Linked DNA regions of Homo sapiens: regions 2 and 3 are each linked to region 1. A link is an interaction called in ENCODE POLR2A ChIA-PET data of the cell type or tissue named here. Cell type or tissue: OCI-LY7. All regions are shown on one strand. Each heading gives the region's core, and the rest is flanking DNA. Links, peaks and the distances in the headings are about the cores only.

What was found. Peaks named below come from ENCODE experiments on the same cell type or tissue, not always from the same donor. Only the 100,000 strongest peaks of a DNase experiment are listed, where the experiment ranks them.
Region 2: POLR2A ChIA-PET joins it to region 1 with 5 read pairs; 3 of 35 experiments call an interaction of 5 or more read pairs at or near these places.
Region 3: POLR2A ChIA-PET joins it to region 1 with 5 read pairs; 6 of 35 experiments call an interaction of 5 or more read pairs at or near these places.

Annotation. Positions count from the first base shown.
Region 1 is chr13:40,582,362-40,588,264 of GRCh38, reverse strand. The region is part of intron 1 of FOXO1 (forkhead box O1); the gene reads left to right. Among named protein-coding and RNA genes, the nearest start is that of FOXO1, 81 kb to the left of the region's middle. In OCI-LY7, for the core only: CTCF peaks have their summits at 921 and 1,139; a DNase peak (open chromatin) is centred at 1,198; H3K4me3 peaks cover 1,572 bases; H3K27ac peaks cover 3,173 bases.
Region 2 is chr13:39,879,913-39,885,815 of GRCh38, reverse strand. No RefSeq gene overlaps it. Among named protein-coding and RNA genes, the nearest start is that of MIR4305, 220 kb to the right of the region's middle. In OCI-LY7, for the core only: no CTCF peak of the experiment used is centred there; no DNase peak of the experiment used is centred there.
Region 3 is chr13:40,487,838-40,493,740 of GRCh38, reverse strand. No RefSeq gene overlaps it. Among named protein-coding and RNA genes, the nearest start is that of LINC00598, 9.8 kb to the right of the region's middle. In OCI-LY7, for the core only: no CTCF peak of the experiment used is centred there; a DNase peak (open chromatin) is centred at 3,546.

The DNA of each region.
Region 1 (5,903 bases), core at 433-5,432:
AGTTCAGGGAATTGTAAGTAGAGCCTGAGCAAGGAACACCTTGATTGTTGGAGAGGAAAGGTGGAAGATGAGCACTCCCTAATCCTCCTCTACTCAGTTTCTTTAGGGTTAAATGGGCATTTATTTAAATGTAGGATTCTGCTTGCCTGAACTCCCAAGGTTCTGTTAATTGAATTGAATCCTTTCTATCCTGGGCTTCCTCCCGCACCATAGCAGATGTGAGGATATGGAGCATAATGCAGTAGTGCTCTGTACTCTGTGTTATGCAATTTGAAAAGTGCCGTTCTAGCCCGAAAATGTTAGTGCATTGACTCTCTTTCACATGAAAGGCCTTAAAGTTTACCCCTGGAAGTCAACCTAGGGTGGCACAGAGGCAGAGACCCATTACCACCATCAACCCTCTGGCCCTTTTAAAAGGTGGGGAGAGGCTACTGTGAACACTGAAGACAGCACTTTAGTTGGATGGACTTCATAATTAATGTCTCATTAAGTGAAGACTTCCGTTTCATTTGGCTTTCCAGACCATTCGGTAGAAATGCAGAGGAATGGAGGGAGAACAGTGCATCTCAGTTGGCAGGCAGGAAGAGCAGATGTGGAAGAAGCAACAAAGATTTTCTCCAAGCACTTGAGCCGTGCTTTAGGTATAGATGGACTGTCTTTGGGGCCATCCTAGTAATCAACATGGTTAATGGCAGCTTCTCTCTCTGTCCTTGAGTCTTTTAGCAAAAATAAGTTTTTATTTGACTCCTCAAGCAAGGGTACCCAGCCTTGGAGAGGAGATGAAATTAAGATAAATCTTTATTTTTTCTTATTTGTATTTGAAGGGGAAGTTTAAAACTAGTCATGTAAATAGCTGTTTGGCTTATCTGGACTTTCCAGTCATTTTTGTTTTCCTTCCTTTCACGGATAATCAATCTTTCACTATCTGTTCGTATTTGCTTCTTATTGTGGTCTCCTGCTCCGCCCTGCCCACTCCCACTTTTTTTTTTTTTTTTTTTACTTTGTTCTGAGCCCTTCTCAGGCAGAGGAGGTCAGGCAGGTACACGTGCCTTTGGGAAGAAGGTGGTGGAAAAATATGGAATAATGAGCCCTTCTGACTTTGGATTCAGCAATTTAACATTGGTGCAGTAGGTGGAGTTATTCTTGGAGTCCCAGTTTGAAGATTGCTGTGCAGAAACCCATCTGTGCTGCTGGTTGCCAACATTTCTGGTACAAATATTGTCATTTGCTCTTGAGGCAATCTGCTATTTCAGTCCTAGATGCAGTTTTGTAATATGCTGGGTAAAATAGCAGACAAAAAATATCTTAAGTGGTGGTATAATCTTCAGTTTAAAAACACTTTAGCAATGTTTCCAGTAGAGGATTGTTCAACGTGTCTCCTTTCCTTGGCTGTAAACATAATCTAAATTCATTTTTCCTCGTTTGCCTGAGCCACGGTTCCCTTGTGCTGACTTTGCATGTCAGTAACTTCCGTACCCATCAGAGAGGAAAGACAGAGGGGCAGTCTTGTGCAGGTAAAAGGTTTAAGTAGTAACATTTCCTTAAGATTGCACCCTGTAGAGGTTTAGCATTCCATGATCATTCTGTTGATAAGCAAATGAGAAATGAGTAACTTGCTCAAAAGTTACTTGGTTACAAAAATTGTCAAAACTGATACTACACACTATTTCCCATTTGGTACCTTTTATCCCTACACACTATTTCCCATTTGGTGCCTTTTATTCCAGACTGCAAGAGTCATATCTTCTGTGCAGGCTGCTGAACAGCTTCACAAGGGGGTGCCTCTGTTGCCTGTGAGGAGTAGGTGTTCTTGATGGGATTGGGGTCTCCCTGGAAACCCGGGGATGGGACTGTGCCACCATTTTATTGGGCTTTTGTTATTAAGCCCTTCTTAGAGAGAGAAAGCATATCCTGTAGGAAGTAGTATGTTTCCTTCTGTTTCTGTGGCTTTCTCAGTTTCTTCCCATCTTGATGCATAGTGAGAAATCCATTTTACAGTATGACTCAGTGCACATATGCACACAATGATAGAAGAGTTTTACAAAATAGTACTGTGCTTAGCCATTTATGTAAGACTGTTTTGTTATTATTTACAGAAATGCTAGCCACAATCCTCTCAATTGGTTTCACTATTTTATGGATTGTGATCCAGAGTTTTAGCCTGAGGGCTTTCCCACATTCTTTCAAGACCTTTGTGTCATGGCAGCAGCCTTGAAGTTAGGGGAAACAGGTAGATGAATCCATATATGGAGAATTGGCCATATATGGGAAATGAGGAGGGAGTTCACAGGTCAGTCACTTGAACACACAATGATTTGGGCTGAGCCAGTTTTTAAGTAGCCCCTCTCTGGATTGGTCTCAAACATGGAACTAGTTAAACTTACGTACTAAATCAAACAGACCCAAAAGACACCGTTTGTTTTTTAAGTCTTGCTGGCACAGACTAGCTAGGATAGGGTTTTTCATCCATCTGGACATCTTGTCGTTTAGCTTTTGTATACAACCCTTGAAAATGGGCAGCTGCTGGGTCCACTTTCCTGGATGAGGTTTCTTGCTTCTTTCTTTTGAGATTAACCTGAGTAGGGCTCACCTGAATCAATTATTTCCGCAGAAGCTTTCATCTCATGAAAGCGCATTCCACTTTTCATGTCTTCAGGGCAAATACGAATTGCACTTCCACCCTGAAGTCAGAACTGTAAAGGAATTTTAGGTGTTATCAATGTTTGATAAGAAGTGATTACCCTTTCTCTGCAGAGCTGGAACAGCTGAAGCTGGTGTGATCTGGCTGGGAGAAGGCTGTGCTCTGGAATAGTGTCCTTTCCACTGAGTCCCTGACTTGCCTGTTGGCATATGGAGCAGTAATCTTTTCAAAACTCCATTGTGAAGTTGGCTGTGTGTGTGTGTGTGTGTGTGTGTGTGTGCGCGCGCGCAGAGGAAATACTTACATACTAAAGGGGAAAGCGGGGGAGGAAAATTCCAGGAAATTGCAAGGTGAGGTTGACATTCCTTATTCTCTTAACTCTTGCTTCTGTTTTTCTTTCTGAAAAACAATGATGACTTAAAATTTGATCCCAGAACCAACTGGCTTTTTATCCGTAAGATTACAGTTGTGTTTTTTAGACATCCTTTCATAAATATCTAATGAATTGCCTTTTATTATTTGGTGTTAATGACCAAAAGTACCACTAACATAGTGTTTCTCATACTTGCCTGTCATATAAGATACTTGTTAAGAATATTCTGGGACTTCATCTTCCTCTTGTTAAATCAGAATCTACCTGGAATAACATAGTTACCTTATTTTCTTAGAATAGTAGAACTGAAAAGAATCTTACACATGAAAGTAGTTCAGGTGTTCCCAAACCTGGCTCCAGTACCATGACTGCTTTAATAGATTGCCAAGCTGCGCTTCATACCTAGTGAATCATAACATCCGAAGCTTCCTAGAAGAGTCGGACCATTAGACTGGAGGGATAACTACTCGCTTATTCGGTTGCCTTCAGGAAAGGGGAATTTATGTGCTTGGTTATTGGGCTGATTAATAGCAGGACAAGAAATCTTATTGTCTCTGTAGATTCATCCAAATAATATCCAAATATATATATAATGTTTGTTTGAGATGGGGTCTCACTTTGCCCCCCTGGCTGGAGTGCAGTGGCACAATCACAGCTCACTGCAGCCTCAACCTACCCGGGCTCAGGTGATCCTCCTACCTCAGCCTCCTGAATAGCTAGGACTATAGACACGTGCCACTGCATCTGGCTTTTTTTTTTTTTTTTTTTTTTTTTTTTTTTTGCATTTTTTGTGGAGATAGAATTTCTCCATGTTGCCCAGGCTGGTCTTGAACTCCTGGGCTCAAGCCATATGCCTACCTTGACCTCCCAAAGTGCTAGGATTACAGGTGTGAGCCACCATGCCCAGCCCCAAATAATATTTACATTTCAGGTACTGACTAGGTAGGTGAGTGGGGGCAGTTTTGAGATGGGTGAGCAAGGTCTCTCTGCCTTGGAGGTATATGTGGATTGTTATTCAGCCTTTCTCAAGGGATGAGTTTTAGAGAGTGGAATTAGACTCACTTGAGGAGCTTTTTATTAAAAAAAATTCTAATACCCATATAAGACTGCAAACTTAACTGATAAATGTTTGTTCTCACTGCTCCACCAACCTGCCATTCCCCATCTGTCTCCCCCTCTTCAGGGTTCCCTATCCCTGAGACAAAACAATATTGAGATTAGGCCATTAAAACCCCCACAATGGCTTCTACATGTTCAAATAAAAGGAAGAGTCACACCATCTGATCTCACTCACTGTAAATCAAAGGCTAGAAATGATTCAGCTTAGTGAGGAAGGCATGTATAAAGCCCAGATTGTCCAAAAGCTAGGCCTCTTATGCCAGTCAGCCAAGTTGTGAATGCAAAGGGAAAGTTCTTGAAGGAAATTAAAAATGCCATTCCAGTGAACACAAATTATAAGAAAGCAAAACAGCCTTATTGCTGATCTGGAGAAAGTTTTAGTGGTTTGTATAGAAGATCAAAACAGTCACAACATTCCTTTAAGCCAAAGCCATGTTCAGAGCAAGGCCGTAACTCTTAAATTCTGTGAAGGTTGAGGGAGGTGAGGAAGCTGCAGAAGAAAAGTTTGAAACTAGCAGAGGTTGTTGGTTCATGAGGTGTAAGGAAAGAAGCCATCTCCATAACATGAAAGTACAAAGTGAAGGAGCAGCAAGTTATCCAGAAGATGTAGATAAGACCATTGATGAAGGTGGCCACACTAAACAACAGATTTTCAATGTAGATGAAGTGGCATTCTATTGGAAGAAGATGCCATCTAGGACTTTCATAGCTAGAGAGGAGAAGTTAATGCCAAGCTTCAAAGAACAGGTTGTGATTCTCTTATTAGGGGGGTAATGCAGCTGGTGGCTTGAAGTTGAAGCCAATGCTCATGGACCATTCAGAAAATTCTAGTGCCCTTAAGAAGTATGCTAAATCAACTCTATCTGTGCTCTGTAAATGGAACAACAAAGCCTGAGCGACAGCACATCTGTTTACAGCATGGCTTACTGAATATTTTAAGCCCACAGTTGAGACCTACTGCTCAGGATGAAAGATTCAAAATATTAAACTGCTCAATGATAATGTACCTCCTCACACAAGAGCTTTGATGGAGATGTACAAGCAGATTAGTGGTGTTTTCTTGTCTGCTAACACAACATCTGTTCTGCAGCCCATGGGTCAAGAAATAATTTTGACTTTCAAGTCTTATTATTTAAGAAATATATTTTATTAAGGCCCAAGTTGCCATAGTGATTCCTCTGATGGATCTGGGCAAAGTAAAATTAAAAATCTTCAAGAAAGGATTTAGCATTGTAGATGCCATTAAGAAATTTGTGGTTCATGGGAGGAGGTCATAATAGCAATATTAATAGAAATTTGGAAGAAGCTGATTCCAGTCTTCATGGATGACCTGGGAGGGGTTCAAGATTTCAGAAGAGGAAGTAGATGCAGATGTGGTGAAAACATCAAAAGAACTAGAATTAGAAGTGGAGCCTGAAGATGTGATTGAATTGCAGCAATCTCATGATAAAACTTGAACTCATGAGGACTTGCTTCTTACGGATGAGCAAAGAGAGTGGTTTCTTGAGATGGAATCTACTTCTGGTGAAGATGCTGTGAATGAACATGGTTGAAATGACAGTAAAGGCTTTAGAATATTACATAAAGCGGTGGCAGGGTTTGAGAGGATTGACTCTAATTTTGAAAGAAGTTCTGCTGTGAGTAAAATGCTATCAAACAGCATCACATGCTACAGAGAAATTTTTCGTGAAAGAAAGAGTCAATCAATCAGGCAAATTTAATTGTGTTGTTTTAAGAAATTACCAAAGCGATCCCAGCTTTTAGCTACCA
Region 2 (5,903 bases), core at 495-5,494, 700 kb after region 1:
ACTAGCTTTATTGTAATCAGAAAAGTACTTTATATAATTTCAATCTTTGAAATTTATGAAGATTTGTTTTGCGGCCTACTATATTGTCTATTCTGGGTAATGTTCCATGTGCAATTGAGAACAATGTATTCTGCTGTTGTTAGGTGGAGTGTTATCTACATGTCTGTCAGGTGTATTTAGTCTATAATGTTCTTCAAGTCCACCATTTCCTTATTCATCTTCTCTCTTGTTGTTCTATCCATTATTGAAATTGGAGCATTGAAGTCTCTTAGTGTTATCTTTGAGCTGTCTATTTAATCCCTCTAATTTTATCAATGTTTGCCTGAAATATTTTGGATCATTGATGTTTGGTGCATACACATTTATAATTTTTACAACTTATTCATAAATTGACCCTTTAATCAACACATAGTATCCTTCTTTGTCTTTATAACAGCTTTTTACCTAAAGTCTATTTTGTCTGATATTATTACCTCAGTTCTCTTTTGGTTGGTTACTTTTAGCTGGAATATCTTTTCATATCCTTTTACTTTTGATCTATCTTTATATCTGAAGTGAATCTCTTGTCAACAGCGTATAGTTCTAATATTTTAAAATTCATTCTGCCAATCTATGCCTTTTTATTGAAGAGTTTAATCCATTAATATCTAACATAATTACTGATAAGAATGGACTTGCTTTTGCATTTTATTGTGTTTTCTACATGTCTTGAAGCTTTTTTGTTACTTATTTCCTCTATTACTGTGTCTACTGTGTTGAGTTTTTGTAGTGACACCCTTCTCATTTATTTTTGTATATACTTACATATATTTTCCTTGTTGTTACTATTGAAATTACATATAACATCCTAAAGTTATAACCATATAATTTAAATGGATATCAACTTGACTTCAATCATATTTAAAAACTACTCACATAAAGCTCCACCCCACCTCATGTTATTAATGTTATAATATTAATCTTCATACATTGTATATCCACTAAAAGATTTATGATTACATATTATGCATTCATCTTATAAATCATGTAAAAACTAAAGAATGGAGTTAAAACCAAAATTACAACACTAGTGGTGTTTATATTTGCTCACATATTTACCTTTAACAGAGATCTTTATATCTTCATCTGACATTGAGTTACTGTCTAGCGTCATTTCCTTTTCATTTGAACAACTCCCTTTAGCATTTCTCATAAGACAAGTCTAGTGGTAGTGAGCTCCCTCAGTTTTTATTTGTCCAGGAATATCTTAATTTCTCCCTCATTTTTAAAGGACAGTTTGGCTGGGTTGAGAATTCTCAGGGACAGTTTTGTGTGTGTTTTGGGCTGGGGGTGTCATTCAGTACATTAAATGTATCATCTCACAGCCTTGTGATCTCCATGGCTTCTGTTGAGAAATTGGGAAATAATCTTATTAAGGGTCCCCTATATGTGATAAGTTGCTTCTCTCTTAATGCTTTTAAGATTGTCTCCAGCTTTGCCTTTCAACAGTTTGACTATAATGTGTCTTCTTATAAGTCTCTTTTGGTTTATCCTACTTGGAATTCATTGATCTTGGATTTTTAGGCTTGCATATTTGATAAAATTAGGGATGTTTTGGTCATTATTTTAACAAATAAAGTCTTTGCCATTTTCTTTCTCTTTCTGTGACGTCCATAATGCACATATTGGTCCTCTTGATGGCATCCCATAAGCCCTTTAGTCTCTGTTCACTTTTCGTCCTTTTTCTTTCTGCTCTTCAGAGTCAATAACTTCAAATAACCTATCTTCAAATTCTCTGATTATTTTTTGGGCTAGCTGAGATTTGCTTTTGAGCCCCACTAGTGAATTTTTCATTTCAGTTATTGTATTTTTTAGCTCCAGAATTTCTGTTTGGTTCTCTTTTATAATTCTAATCTCTTTGTTGATATTCTCATTTTTATATATCATTTTCAAGATTTTCTTTACTTCTTTTTTCATGTTTTCCCTTGGCATTTTGAGCATACAGAAGAGAGTTGTTTTAAAGTAAGTCCAATGTCCGAGCTTTCTCAGGGATAGTTTTTGTCATTTCATTTTATCCATTTAAATGAGTCATATTTTTCTGTATGGATTTTTTTTGTAAACTTAGTGATTTTATGTTGTTGAATATTGGGCATTTGATAATAATAATGTGGTCTTTCTGGAAATCAGATTATCCCCCTCCCCAGAGTTTGCTGTTTTGATTTTGATTGCTGAAGGCTATAGCAGTCCATTTGTTCTGAGATTTTTTTTTCAAACATTTTTTGCAAAGGCTATTTCTTGTCATGTGTGCTCAGTGAAGCATGTGTTCCTCTAGCTTATGTTCAGCTATGTTTTGATAGATTTCCTTGAGTCCCAGGAGCTAAAACAAAATTTTAAAAGTACCAGAGAGACGGGGTGGGGGTGGGGAGGACAAAGCACCTCTCAGGCTTTTCAGACCCAGCTGTATGCTTGGGGAATCCTTTAGCACTCAGGCTTGTTCTGAGCCTGGATATCAGTCTTGGGTGAACATCTAAGGTCTCCTTAGAATTTTTTTAAGCATGTATCTTACCTAGCCATGTACATGGCTTCCTAGATTCCCCCATATAAACAGCTGCTTTTGAATGTCCTAATTTCCCAAAAAGTCTCACCCCAGCTTCTCTTTCAAGCCTTAGTTGGACTATCATATGTCTTCAGCAAGACTCTCTTGACTCAGCCAATCAGTGGGTTTGTAGCCCCCTTGTACCTTTTCTGAACAGTACTCATTGCTTCTCTTGCATGTTTTCTGAGTTATGTAAGACAGAGAAGAGCAAGTCAGTTTTTCAGGTATCCCCAGGCAGGTTGGAACAGACACACATAATAATCTGCAAAGGAGGTCTACTCTCTCCTTCTGGTTCAAAGAAAGGAACTGGGAACTGGGTTGCTGCTGCTCAAGACCAAGACTGTTTCCACCAGGAGAAAGGAGTGGGGCAAAGGAGGGTAAAACACCACACAACTTCACTGACATTTAGAAGATGACCTTTTCTTGATTGGCTGTTTGCTTGGTTGCTGTAAACCTTTGATTGTTTTCTAAAACTTCCATAAATTTGGTTCACACAGCCTCTGGTTGATTTGGGGTTTGTTTGTTTTAAATACTTTTTTGAGAGAACACACGAGTTTGGAGCTTCCTAGTCCACAATTTTGCTAATGTCCCATCATTATTATTTTAAGTGGATTTACCACATACCAAAAACTGTACAGAGCTTAGTATTTCCCCTTTGCCCTGCAGACCCACTCTCACCCTCTATGTCCTACTGTGTCCCTTGTAGGCTGATCTGTACAGGCTGTACCAGTGGGCTCCCTGCTCCAGTGAAAGGAAAGGGCGTCTGTGCATTCCCTTCCTGCAGTGTGCACAGATTGGCTATGTTTTCCATCAAATGCCACAGCCTCTCTCCAGTAACATTCTACCTATGGTTACCCTCTCTGAGATCTGGAACTGGCACACTTCTCTTCAGATTCAAGAGCAATAAAGAGCTCATGCATCATTATCAGTTTCTGCCATTTTAGCCCAGGGTCTTTCAACATCCCTCTTACATGCCCTTACATCTTCCCATCCTGTTTTAAATCGCTCTTTTATTAACATTTATCCCTGAGTAACAGTTTGAGAATGCCATCTGTTTCCTGCTGGAACTCTGATGGACACACTGCACCATTGGCTGCTATTGCTCTTTCAGAGAAATGCATCTGATTCTGGAGAAATGTGCTTGGATACTAGCAGATTCTGGAGACTACTTTATGTCAAGAGATAGGAATTCATTTCCCTGAATGAATTTATAGCATTCATCAGGGTTGGTAGTCAGCTTGGGGCTCAGAAAATGTCTGTTAGTGAACACATAGCCTTGGTCATACCCTGTAATCTGAAACATGAACCAATTTATGGCTTAAATACTACAGGGCAAGATTGTTCTCCCTTCATGTGCGGGCAGTGCAGAGCAGCAATTTCTCATCACAGTGGCCTGTCCCAGCAGTGGCCTGTCCTGCCTTCCCCCAAATTGAGAAAGCTAGTGCGTCCTGTGTCCAGACGAGCTGTCCATAAGGTAAGATCAAACACTAATTGTTCTCTCTTGAATTCATCCTTCTCACTATTGACATCCTTTTTTAAGCACAAACGAAGCCACTCCTTTGCCAGAAAGCACCAGTGGCTGACTTTGACAAGACCAGGATGACAAATACTCAACATGTGAGCTGTCACTCCTGCTCTCACCTCCATGGCATGCTCACCCTCTAAAGCTGCTTTCAGTCTTGGACACCTTCACCTTCCAGCTCTCCAGATAGCCACTATTTATAGTGTTCTCCACTCAATATAAATGTCTTTTACCACCTTGCTCTTCAAAATATGATGTGCTTCAAATTCAAAAGCATAGCATTATACAATGTGGTCCCAAATCATCTAGGCAAGCATCTTAGCACTTCTCTCCTATTCTTTTGTGCCATATCTTTAACACTTTGCACTAGTCATAGCACATATTGGGTATTCTAAATATATGTTAGACCAACATTTATACAGTCCTATGAATTAAAGTTCTCTGTGTTACACCCATGAACATGCAACATTTAAATCTGGAGCTAACCATAGTTTGAGTCAAATATGTTTGATGTATTGCAATAACACCAGATAATATTTGTAAATTAGCTTAGAACATTTGTTCATACATTTATTTGTACAATTTAAAGAGTAGAAAAGTTCTATTAGATGAAAGTTCAGAAATATTTTCCTTACAGAGTAAAAGCTACGAATTCAGCTTGATGTGCCTTCAACTGGTCTTTTCAAGCAAAGGGCCTGATGACATTGGTTTTCTCACAAGTGAGGGGACATAACTTTCACATGTGAGATTGACTGTTGTTTTCACTGTAGCTCAACTATCTGGACTGTAGCTTATTGTGTCTGAGACAAGGCCCAAAGCAAATCACAAATTATTGTCATTCTCCCAATTTTACCTCTCCTTGGAAAAACCAATTACATCATTTATCTGCTGACTCTTTTTTGGTGTAAGCTTATTAACACTAATTTACTGAATTTGCATTAGAATTTCAAATTTAGTTGCTTTAACAGAAGAGTAAAACAAAACCACTATTTTTTAAAATAGCGCTAAAATTTTTAAGTGTGTTTCGAGAAAAGAAATTGAATTCCAAATATAGACAACTCCTACTTATTAATGCCAATAGGGAGCATGGCAAGTTGATAGTCAGATGAATTTCTGTCCAGCAATATTTACTGAGAGACTGCTGTGTCAGAAGAGGCTGAAGACTGGAGAAGGTTGAAGGTCAAGGGAGGCCACTGCCCATCCTCCCACAGCATGCAGGCTCCTGGGGATAGAAGATGTACACAAATTGTTGTAAATGTCGTAACTCAATTATTAATTTTAAACTGAACTCTTTAGATAATATTTTCACGCACTGTTTATGGAGCATTTGTTGTGTGATGAGCAATCATTATTTTTCATGTCTTATGTCATTTAGTTCTCATGATAATTTTACGAAGTAGATTTTATTACTTATTCCACTTTAAAGATGGGGAAACTGAAGTTCAGAAAGTATGGATAATGCAAAGTTTAATTCACTAGTAAGCCAATGCTCACAAAGAGCCAGAATTTTGGAGTTATATTTTTAGACGGACACACTTTGAAAACATTAAAACTTAAGAGTACAAATCATTCAAACACTTAACTATCAGTTCCTGGATAACTCAAGATATTCCAAATACATAGTAGTTGGTAGCTGACAACCTAAAAGCTAGTTTTGTTCTGAGTAATTTATTTACCAAAATCTTTTTTACACAAATAAACTCCCTGGAAAATATTTTCAAAATCATTTCTAAAGCCGCAAAAACAAATTTAGACCTAGAAAAAATAGATTGTAGATTTTGATCTCAGCACAGGATTTATCTTTAT
Region 3 (5,903 bases), core at 495-5,494, 95 kb after region 1:
GCAAGTTTTAGATTCCCTGGAGAGACCATCTGACTGGCCCAGCTTGGCCAGGCGTGGGCATCAGTTCGAGCCTGGGGAGTCTCAAGTGGTATAAGCAGTGTAAGGGGCTCACGATAGAAGGCATGGGGCAGGGATGAAGTCACTGTCCTGAGCTGGGCAGGTGCTCAGAAACGGCTCATTACATTCATGCATCAGACTAGATACTGCACTAGGGAGACCTGGGGCTGCAGTTAGCTGCTTACTAGCGGGGTGTCTTTAGGGAATCCATTTTACCACCTTATCCTTCAGTCTCCTCATTGGAAATGGGGAAGTTGGTGATACCTGTATTTCTTACCTCACCAGTCTAGGACCAGCTACATAGTTTGCCGGTTCCAGTACAAAATGAAAACATGGGACACTTTTTTCCAGCATGATTATTAAGACAGCAACAGCAGAGCATTAAACCAAGTGTGGGGTCCTTTTAAATGTAAAGTCCTAGGGAGGTTGCACACCCAAGAAGCTGCCCTGCACAAGATGGTGATAATGATCTCATGCAAAGCCATATAGCACAAGCATCATACATCTTCCGCTTGTGTGTTTCGTCATTTAATCTTAAAATGTTCTTTATTTTTATTTATTTACTTATTTTTGAGACGGAGTCTCTCGCTCTTTCACCCAGGCTGGAGTGCAGCGGCACGATCTCGGCTCACTGCAACCTCCGCCTCCCGGGTTCAAGCAATTCTCGTGCCTCAGCCTCTGGAGTAGCTGGGATTACAGGCGCTGCCACCATGCCTGGCTAATTTTTGTGTTTTTAGTAGAAGCGGGGTTTTGCCATGTTGGCCAGGCTGGTCTCAAACTCCTGATCTTAGGGGATCTGCCTGCCTCGGCCTCCCAAATTGTTGGGATTACAGGCGTGAGCCACTGGGTCCAGCCAAAATGTTCTTTAAAAGAAGGAAACTTGGCTGACACTCCGTGGAGAGGTGATATTCAGCCGATGTGCCCTGGGACAGGCTGGCCTATTGTCACATCCCTCGGAGTTGGCCGGCACCCATGCTGTTGAGATTGTGAAGCAGTTTCCAGCATCAGCCCCATGCAACACTCATCAGAGTGAAAGACAAGGGTTTCTGCTGCCTCTTGTTCTGTTCTGGCCTTCACCATGCTCAGAGGGAAGCTCCATGAGGGGACCCTGCAGGAAGTTCAAGAACGTGGCTGGGACCACAGCCTTGCGAGGTCCGTGCCTGACTGCCACCTGCCCCCACAGGCTCACCCGGCAGCCCTCCCTGGGGACCAGCATCTGGGAGGGGCTCTCCAGTGGCACCACTTGGCTCTCAGGGAAGGGAATCTGTGTTGGTCCATTTGTGTTGCTATAAAGGAATACCTGAGACTGGGTAATTTATAAAGAAAACAGATTTATTTGGCTCATGGTTCTGCAGGCTGTACATAAAGCCTGGTACCAGCATCTGCTTCTGGTGGGGGCCTCAGGAAGCTTCTGCTCATGGCAGACGGTGAAGGGGGAGCAGGCCCATGACATGGCAAGAGCAAGAGCAAGAGCAAGGGAGGGAGGAGGCGGCAGTCTCCTTTACCCAGCTAGATCTCACATGAACTCATAGCGAGAACTCACTCAATCCTGTGAGGACGGCGCCAAGCCATTCATGAAGGATCCGCCCCTACTATCCTAACACCTCTCACCAGGCCCATCCCCAACACTGGAGGTCATGTTTCAACAGGAGATTTGTAGGAGACACACATCCGAGCTATATAAGAATTCATTCCCCTGCAGAAGGGAGGGTGGCCTTTTCATCTTGAATACAAAACAAATCATTTCTACTCTACCTTCTTTTCTCACTTGAGCCCATCCAAAACTCATGATTAGGTCATCTCATTGTCCACTCGCCTAGTCCACTGCTGGACTAAGCACTGTCCTTTTCACAGGCTTCTGTCTCAGTGACAGTCTGTGACCCCCAGGGGCTGCTGTATCAATTTCTTGATCAGAAGGGGCTCTGGAAGTTCCCTTGCTTCTAGATCTTCTCTCTCCTTGCTTCTCCTTCTTATGCTCCTGGCGTCGAGGACTTATGCCAGGTTGTCTGGAGGCCCCATCTTGCTCCTGTTCCTTCTTGCCTCCCTGCAAACATATTTTGGAGTCTGGAAAAGTGTTCTTCAGTACCACAGAGCCAGTCATACCCCTACCCAACTCCCACCAACTCCCCACTTTCTGGTAAAGCTTCTCCCTAACTTTCTTCTGAGAAGTCCCTGTTAGCCACCAATGGTCTATTAGCTGACAGAATGGCCTGTAGAAGGGGAAGGAGGAAGAAGGGAGAGAAGGAGGAAAGGAACACCACCTATCCAAGGAAATTCAAGATAACTGCATTCCTCCCCTCTGAAATAATGAAGGGAGCATGTGTCTCATAATTCAGGGCAGTTCCTTCTCTTATGAGTGGCCGGCATTCCAGATCCTAAGGCAGCCGCTTGGAAATCAATACACTTTGCAAAGAAATGTTATTATGCCTCATGCTTCTCAACCCAGCCCACAGAAGCATTTTTACGATGTGGACCTGAAGCACTCCACCAATCAACCAGGTTCACAACCCCCAAACCCCTGTAACGCGGTCTCTGTGATATACTGATGAAAGCTGTGTTACATTTTGGGGTACTGGTGACAGCTAGCAGAGGGGATACCATCCTCCAGGGTGTAGCAGTTTGCATACCTAAAGATGCTTCTACCTTCTGGAAGATGCCTCCCCAGCTATGAACATCCTCATAAAGACAGTGCCTTTTTGGGGGCATACACATCCCAACGGGCAAAATATGCCCAGTGGAGGTGAAGGCTGGACTCCAAACCCAGGCTCTCCTGTGGCCCTTTGCTCACAAGAGTGTTAGAGCATCATTATTATATATATATATTTTTTTCTCAGAGAGCCCATTTTGTATGCATTCTCTGCAGCTGCAGACCTCAAGGACTTGACTGTTTTTATAATGATGATGAATAAAAGCAAAGTCTTTGAAGAAAAAAGTTCATTTTGATTTTTCAAGACAAGTCAGCAGCAGCCCCAGAGACTTTGTAGTCCTTTTTGCCCTGTGCTGCCTGCTTGGAGCTTCACATTCATGTGTTGTTTGCTGTAACTGAAAAATGCCTCAGTCTCTGGAAAGCTAAGTGGATGCAAATGGATTTGGAATTGTCAGCTTGAAACAGTCTCCAGTGGCCGGGAGCCCCAAGACAACTTTGATGGCCCTGACAGAGCCGCCCTTGTAGCTCCTCAGGAAAGCCGGCTGCCTGGCATGCTTCTTGCCATCTGTAGCTATCTGGGACCTAGCTCTCTATTTATGAGGCTGCAGGAGATGAAAGCAGAAACCACGTTAATTATTGCAAAGTGCTTTTTACTTTCAAAAGTGCTGCACTAGCGTTAATTAGTTATTCCGACTTACAACACTCTGGTGAGGTAGGTCAGATTATTACCCCTTTCTACCTTGGAGGAAATGAAGACACAGAAATTTAATGACTCCCCAGGGGACCTGGAAGAAGTTGGTCTCCTAGACAGAGTTAGGTTTTCAACGTGGTGTATCTGGCTTCCTGCCAGGGTCTGTGCCTGTTGCCACACCTTGCTGCTACAACCAGTATCCTCAGAGCTTCTTAGGCAGGGACAACTTCTGTCTACCATTATCAGAAGAAATGGGATTTTCCAGAGGCTCTGGTGGGTGGAAATAAAGGGGAAAGATTGCTGTTCCTTTTCCAGTCCACACCAAGGCAAGGAAGCTTCTTTCTTGGTCCTTCACCCCTCCGAAGAAGGCAAGGTTTGGGATGAAGGTTGCTCCTGGTCAGATGCCCCATGAGGTGGTGGAGACGGGGAGGGAGAGAGAGCATGGGGATGAGGACTGTTAGTAGTGCTTTTGTGCCAGGCATGTGCTTTCTAGATGATTTCCCATCTGCATGGATCAGAAAGCAGAGATACTGATGCAGCTGCCTTTCATTATTGGGCAGAGAGAGATTAAGTGTTGGAAAAAAATCCTTCCTTATGGCTGGGTGGCAGGGAGAGGAGACGTGGGCTTTGGAATCAGACAGCTCCCGGTTCTCATGCTGGCTGTTCAGCTCCTAGCCTCCCTCCTCATCTGTAAAATGGTGGTGATGAAGGAATTCGTAGACTTGAAGTGTCTGGCACAGACGCTGTCATCACCTTCCCCACATCCAGGATGAGTTCATTTTGGTCTTTTCACTTCAGACCCCCTACTTTCCAACAGAAATCTTTGGATGACCTTGGATTATCAGACATCCTCCAGAACTGCTATCCGCGTGCCCTCCTTATTTCTGCACAGAATTTCTGAACCTCTGGGCTGGCATGGTCCAGGTGGGGCTCACATAGACAGTGGGTTGTAAAGGAAGAACAGGCACAGGCTAAGAAAAGAGGTGGAGGAGGAAGTCGCGGTTCCACGATGGGGGAGGAGAAGAAGAGGCAGCTTTTGAAGGAGCTCCATCGCCCACCCCCAGCATCGACCCCCGACGGGGCCCCTGTGCCTCTCTTAGGGGTGGATTGTGGAGAGGAGAGAGGCGGCTGGTTCAGTTTGGGATCCCCGATACTCTAGGACAGCCCCCATCTTCCCTCGCTTCCGTGAACACAGCTCCCAAGGCGGTCTCTGCATTTGGCCACAGCGTTGCGTCTTCTAAGCTGCTGCGCCCTCTGGGAGCCGGTGGTGTTCAGTCCCACAGTGGCCAGACTGTCCTCCGTGGAGGGAGGTGAGACAAGACAGTAGGTGTTTTTGTGACCCCTGGTGCAGTGAGAGGCACCTTTCTTCTGACACAACCTGCCCGCAAGAGCCCTCACGTGGCAACTTGCCTTCCCCTTGAGGCGCCCCGGGCCACTTGTGTGCTGGGCCCCTCCCCTGTGTTAGCAGAGAAATCTCTAGTCCTTGTGGGCCGCTCACCGTGGCTCACGCCTGTAATTCCAGCACTTTGGGAGGCCGAGGCGAGTGGATCACCTGAGGTCAGGAGTTTGAGAGCAGCCTGGCCAACATGGTGAAACCCATCTCTACTAAAAATACAAAAATTGGCCAGGCGTGGTGGTGCGCACCTGTAGTCCCAGCTACTCGGGAGTCTGAGGCAGGAGAACAGCGTGAACCCGGGAGGCGGAGCTTGCAGTGAGCCGAGAACGCGCCACTGCACTCCAGCCTGGGTGACAGAGCCAGACTCCGTCTCAAAAAAAAAAAAAAAAAAAGAAAGAAATCTCTAGTCCTTGACTTGCAAAGCTTCTGTCCAGAACTGCTGGGGTTCACAACCCATGTGTCCATTAACTAGCTAGGGGATCTTGGGTACATTCCTTCATGGCTGGGTGTCTTGTTTTTAATCCACAAAATGGGAGAATAATGATATCAGTCTTGCTAGGAGGATCAAATGAGTTAAGACAGTCAAAGCACTTCAAACAGAGCTACGTTAGCTATTATGAGTATTATTGTTAACTTTAGTGTGCTGTGAGAGGGTGGACCCTGCCTGGGTTACAGGGCAGCAGGAAGCAATTTGGTTCAATTCTCTTGAATGTGGGAGAGCCAGGGGGTGGTGGGCACGCTTCTACTGCAATCTCCCTCCTTCCTTGAAAGATTTGTGTGGGTCAGTGGACAGGAAACAGATAATTCTAATAAAGGAATGGCCTCCTTGCTACTTTCTGAATAAATTCCAAATCCCTTAGCATGGCATTGAAGGCCTGCCCGGGATCTGGCCTGGACTCATCGCAATAGCTCTGGCGCACGCAGTGGGCATGGAATATGTATGTGTCTCCTGAGTATGGACCCGTGAAAGCCTTTTCTACCCTCCTCCCCCAGAGGCCACCAGCTCTGGTTTATTCTCACTGCTCCTAACACCTTGAAACTTCATGCCTCCATGCATTATTCTCTCCAAATTTCTCCTCCTAACAGGACCCATTTCCTAAGTTGCCTTTACC